Regions from separate parts of the Homo sapiens genome. Here region 1 is linked to region 2. Evidence: chromatin contacts called from ENCODE Hi-C data. All regions are on one chromosome and are shown on one strand. Each heading gives the region's core, a stretch centred on a gene start or an enhancer-like site at or near the end of the contact. The rest is flanking DNA. Distances are from core to core; before and after follow the strand shown. Region 1 has its middle 5.0 kb from the start of MIR492. Region 2 overlaps PLXNC1 (plexin C1).

Region 1 (2,803 bases), core at 208-2,707, 580 kb after region 2:
AGCAAAGGAGGTGCTTTTTTTAAAAAGGAAAGGGTGAGAAAAGGAAAAAAGAAGAAAGATGGGGCATGTCAAATGGACGTATAAGCCAAACTGAAGGAGTTCCCAATAGCCAAAGCTGGAACAAATTAGAGGGAAAAAAGGGGGGATAGTAGTATAAGATCATAGAATAAAACAAATATCTGTGAGCCTATACTGAAATAAATAAGTGACTAAGTAAATATAGCAAAAGGGACAGATCTTCCTTACAAAAGAATTCCAATTAATAATTATAGAAAGAATTAGGAAAATAGAAAATCACCTGTATTTCACTGGAGCAGAAATGTTTGCCCTAAAAAAAATTATGGCCTTCAGTCTTCCTGGGAATGATCAGCTGTTGCACTTTCGGTGACAGCAGGATTATGGACATTAATACAGAACTTTACAGTTTATAAATTTTTTTTTAAGAAAGAAAAGAAGAAATCATGATTAAACACCATAGTAATAACTGCTTTAACAAGATCCACTGATGAAGATAAAATTAATGTGTGAAACTTTATGGAGAAACATTATCTGCACAACCTTAAAATATCTCCTAGCTGAATACTAATACAAATATTAATTACTGTGGTGGTTTTAAAATATGTCCACAGACTCTTTGATACTCCTCCATGAGGTGGAACTTAATCCCCCCATGCCCTGAGTATGGGCTGGACTTGGTGATTCCTCTCTACTTAATCAATGATGGAAAGGGAAAGACAGTAACCTTACAGTAGTGAAACCTAGCAGACATGAGACATCACCAGTACCAAGCCATCTTGACATCATGTACTCCTTCAAAGGACGCAGTGAGAACAGCGTATCACCTGAATCGTATTTGTCCCCAAAGTCCATAACCTCAGTCTAATCCTGAGAAGACACTAGACAAACCCAAATGGAAGAACATTCTATAAAATGCCTGAACACGACTCTTCAAAAGTGTCAAGGTCATACGTCTCAAGCCTTTTAGTGTTGTTATAAAGCAACATCTGCATGCTTGGCTCATGGTTCTGCAGGCTATTCAAGAAGCATGGTGCCAGCATCTGCTTCTGGTGAGGGCCTCAGGCTGCTCCCACTCATGGCAGAAGGTGAAAGGGAACTGGTGTGTGCAGAGATCACATGGTGAGAGGAGAAGCAAGAGAGAGGAGAGGGGCCGGGCACGGTGGCTCATGTTTGTAATCCCAACAATTTGGGAGGCCAAAAGGGGAGAATCTCTTGAGCCCAGGTGTTCGAGACCAGCCTGGACAACATAGTGAAACGCCATCTCTACAAAAAATAGAAAAATTAACTGGGCAAGGTGATGCGTGCCTTAAGTCACAGCTACTCGGGGAGTTGAGGTGCGATGATCTCTTGAGCCCAGGAGGTTGAGGCTGCAGTGAGCCGTGATCACACCAGTCCACTTCAACCGGGGTGAAAGAACAAGACCTTATCACAAAAAAAGAGAGAGAAAGAGAGTACAGGTGCTAGGCTCTTTTTAGCAACCAGCTCTCATGGGAACTAACAGAGTGAAAACTCACTCATTACCACAAGGACAGCACCAAGCTATTCACTGGGGATCCACCCCCATGACCCAAACACCTCCCATTAGGCACCCACTTCCTACACTGGAAATCAGATTTCAACATGAGATTAGCAAGGGTCAAACATCCAAACTATAGCAGCCATATAAGACAAGGGAAGATGAAAGTATCATACATCGGAGGAGACTAAGGAGACATGACAACTAAATAAAATGTGGATTGGATCCTGGAACAGAAAATAACATTCGAGGAAAAACTGGGAAAATGTGAATAAAGTATGTAGTTAACAACTAAAGTTAACAGTGTTGTACCAAGGTAAATGTTTTCATTTTGATGAACATACCATGTTGTTTAAGATACTCATATTAGGCTAGGCGTGGTGGCTCATGCCTGTAATCCCAGCACTTTGGGAGGCCGAGGTGGGTGGATCTCCTGAGGTCAGGAGTTCGAGACCAGCCTGGCCAACATGATAAAACCCTGTCTCTACTAAAAATATAAAAATAAGCTGGGTGTGGTGGCACGCGCCTGTAATCCCAGGTACTCAGGAGGCTGAGGTAGGAGAATCGCTTGAACCCGGGAGGTGGAGGTTGCAGTGAGCTGAGATCGCGCCACTGCACTCTAGCGTGGGCGATAAGGTGAGACTCTGTCTCAAAAAAAAAAAAAAAAAAGTGTGAAAACTAAACCAAACAAAGCAATGCTCCAAGAAGATGCAGCACGTGTATCCTAAGGCTTCAGGTTCCCATAAAATCCCTGAGGTTGCCCAGACACCCCCAGTTTGGGATGCATCAGAGCCTCTCTCACTAATGAATACCATAGCCATGATGACCATGCATCCAGGAGGAACAGCATGTATCCTCTATTTTCACTGGAGGCTGTACCCCAAGGGTCTTTCCTAATTACCACTGCTGCGAGGACCTGGATGAAAAGTGATAAGCCCCCAAGCATGGCAAGGCTCTAGCCTGTTGCTTCTGGCTATGGTCCCATCACTCAGCACTTTGAAGACCCGCATAGAATGAGTTATTAACACACCCAAAGAACAAATTCTGAAAGTGCATCAATATTAATTCATTTACAGAGAGGTTTTGCTTTCTCCTCTCTCTTTCTTGATTAAATGCTTAGTGCTTCCTCAAGAGATATGCTGTCACGAAACTCTCAACAAGTCATGAATGAGAAGAAAAGATAAAATCTTCCCCATCACCTTAAAGGAAAGCATTTATTTAAAAGTTCTCATCAACCAGACGCAGTGGTTCATGCTTATAATCCCAGTG
Region 2 (2,761 bases), core at 1-2,500:
TAGTTGCAAAGGAGGCAAACTGATTTAACTCAGTGTTGTGTATAATCTTGAAAAACAACTGGGAAAGTCATAAAAATTGAAGTCAGAAGTTGTTTAAAGGAGAGAACCCAGGAAAAAACATGCATAAATTTGTCAGAACCCTTTCAAGAAGACCTAAGTCAAAACTGATTTTATAATAATTAAGAAAAGATAGAACAGGGAAACAGATCGTAAGAAGACAATGCCACTTAAATGCATTCCAGGCTGCAGATAAGTCCTGGTATTAATTAGGCTCTTTATGGATTGATCAGAAGCCGAATCCTCTAGGCCTGGAGGTTGGGGGCTGTGGGGGTAGGATTTGGGTGTTCAGCACCTACAAAAAAGCAACAGGCAAAATCCAGAGGAGATTGTAGGTTCTCAAAGGAGGCCAGGGTTCTTTGCTCTGCCTGTCGGTTTTGGCTTTTAAAGCCTTGCTTTTTATTTTATTGACTCTTCTTTGCTTTGCATAAAGTAGGAGAAGAAATAAGGGTAGGCAGAGGATCTAAGCTGAAGAAAAGGGAAATTTGAATGAAAGGAGGAAGCAGCCTTAAAACTCAGAGAGCCACGGGTCCAGGCGCGGTGGCTCAAGCCTGTAATCCCAGCACTTTGGGAGGCCGAGGCGGGTGGATCACTTGAGGTCAGGAGTTAGGGACCAGCCTGGCCAACATGGTGAAACCCCGTCTGTACTAAAAATACACAATTAGCCAGGCATGGTGGCGTGCACCTGTAATCCCAGCTACTCGGGAGGCTGAGGCAGAGAATTGCTTGAACCCGAGATCAAGACCATCCTGGCTAACACAGTGAAACCCCGTCTCTACTAAAAATACAAAAAAATTAGCCAGGCATGGTGGCGGGCGCCTGTAGTCCCAGCTACTCGGGAGGCTGAGGCAGGAGAATGGTGTGAACCTGGGAGGCGGAGCTTGCAGTGAGCCGAGATAGCGCCACACTGCACTCCAGCCTGGGCGACAGAGCGAGACTCTGTCTCAAAAAAAATAATAAATAAATAAAAAGAATTGCTTGAACCTGGGAGGCGGAGGTTGCAGTGAGCCGAGATCACGCCACTGCACTCCAGCCTGGGCGACAGAGGGAGATTCCGTCTCAAAAAAAAATAAAGAATTGCTTGAACCCGGGAGGCAGAGGTTGCCGTGAGCCGAGATCGCGCCACTGCACTCCTGCCCGGGCGACAGAGCAAGACTCCGTCTCAAAAAAACAAAACAAACAAAAAAACACACAGAGAGAACCAGGGCGGCACTTCCGTATTTACGATTAAGAATCAACCTGTTTCTCCTGTCTATTTACATGAAGTTGGTTCAGCAGAAAAATATTAAGAACCAGAAAATGCAAACCTAGGGTCTGGGGGTTTTTTTGGTTTGTTTTTTTGGGGCTTTTTTGCTTTTTACTAGGGGAGGATATGGCCAAAATAGTTTCAGGTCTTTTGCTTGGGCTTGCAGATTTGAAACTATGAAGCAAAATTCTCTACAGAAGAAATTTACTTCACAAGATATAAAATTAGCTCAAAGTTTCTATTATTATCAAAAAAGAAGAAAAACTTGAATGTTTTGAGTTTAGAGTCTCATTCTGTGGACTTAAAGTATTGCTTAACATACTTTTAAAGTTTAACCATTGATTTTTAATAAGATTGATGATACACTATAAACCCTTTTTATATTCCAGAGCTACCTAGCATTTAGAAACCAGTGGGGTGATAGCATTGTGGTCTAGTTTGCTATAAATTAGGAATAAAACCAGTAATGATAACTGACACAGGGCACTTACTCTGCACCCATTTTATTTTCACACTAAACCTCTGAGGTGGGAACCATTACTGTCCCCATTTCAGAGATGAGGCAAGTCAGACACAGAGAGGTTAGGTAACACATCCCACGTCATGTGACCAGTATGTGATTAAAACCAGGACTGGAACCCAAGTAGTTTGGTCCAGATTCTATGCTTTTAACTACCCCCTGTCTTTCAATATCATTGTGTATTGAAACAGTAGATGCTACTTAGGTAAGACTTGTAAAACTTAACAACGTAATTTAGTCTTTATCTTTAGAAGGTAAATTGCTTGAAGAGGGGTCTGATATTTGCATAATCTTCATCAATGACCCCTTCTTTAACTCTTAAATCACTTCTTCTAAAACGTGGGATGATACCTTCATCTACCAAACCTGGAACTAATGCCATGATAATTATTATTCTTAGAGGCTTTCGGAATTCAGTGGCGTTTCTTGAAAGCTGAATAATTATTTATTATGTATTAGAGAATACGCAGCCACCATAAACCCAGGGGCGCTTCAGATTAGCAAATAGTGTCTCTACTTTATTAAAACGGACTTGGGTATTATAACAAAAATACACTCTTCATTTCCTTTGGATGTTATGAATAATAAAAGTGTCTCCTTCCTCTCAGTCAGGTGGCTTCACCCACATCTTCACTGAAGATATGCATGTAAGTCTCTACGTTTTCATTTTTAGCCCAGTGACTGCCTGATGTTCATAGTGTTATCATCATCACTATCATCTCTATTATTATTACTTTGAATTTTTATTGTGGGTTTTTTTTGGATCATGAATTCAATATTGAATAATTCATTGTCTTGGAAAACCCATTGTGGGTCTACTTTCTAACTTTAAACTTATATATGATTTTGTATTATACTATATATTTTTTTCTTTTTATCAGAACAGAGACGCCAACGACAAGAATGAAAGTCTCACAGCTTTGGATGCCCTAATCTGT

The links. Hi-C counts contacts between places; a loop is a spot of excess contacts on that map. Pooled maps may share reads with other maps.
Region 1: a pooled map shows a loop between it and region 2 (2.9-fold over the local background). The contact joins two enhancer-like sites. A Hi-C loop is called at or near these places in 4 of 37 single-sample maps with no recorded cell type and 2 of 50 pooled maps.

What each region holds. Positions count from the first base shown.
Region 1 is chr12:94,838,039-94,840,841 of GRCh38, forward strand. No RefSeq gene overlaps it. Among named protein-coding and RNA genes, the nearest start is that of MIR492, 5.0 kb to the left of the region's middle. Within about 2 kb of position 1,458, at least 2 of the 41 ENCODE cell types and tissues checked have a DNase peak (open chromatin) inside an H3K27ac peak, as active enhancers do.
Region 2 is chr12:94,256,906-94,259,666 of GRCh38, forward strand. It overlaps PLXNC1 (plexin C1), which reads left to right. Exons shown (of 31, transcript NM_005761.3): 18 at 2,432-2,470; 19 at 2,705-2,761. Among named protein-coding and RNA genes, the nearest start is that of PLXNC1-AS1, 82 kb to the left of the region's middle. Within about 2 kb of position 1,251, at least 2 of the 41 ENCODE cell types and tissues checked have a DNase peak (open chromatin) inside an H3K27ac peak, as active enhancers do.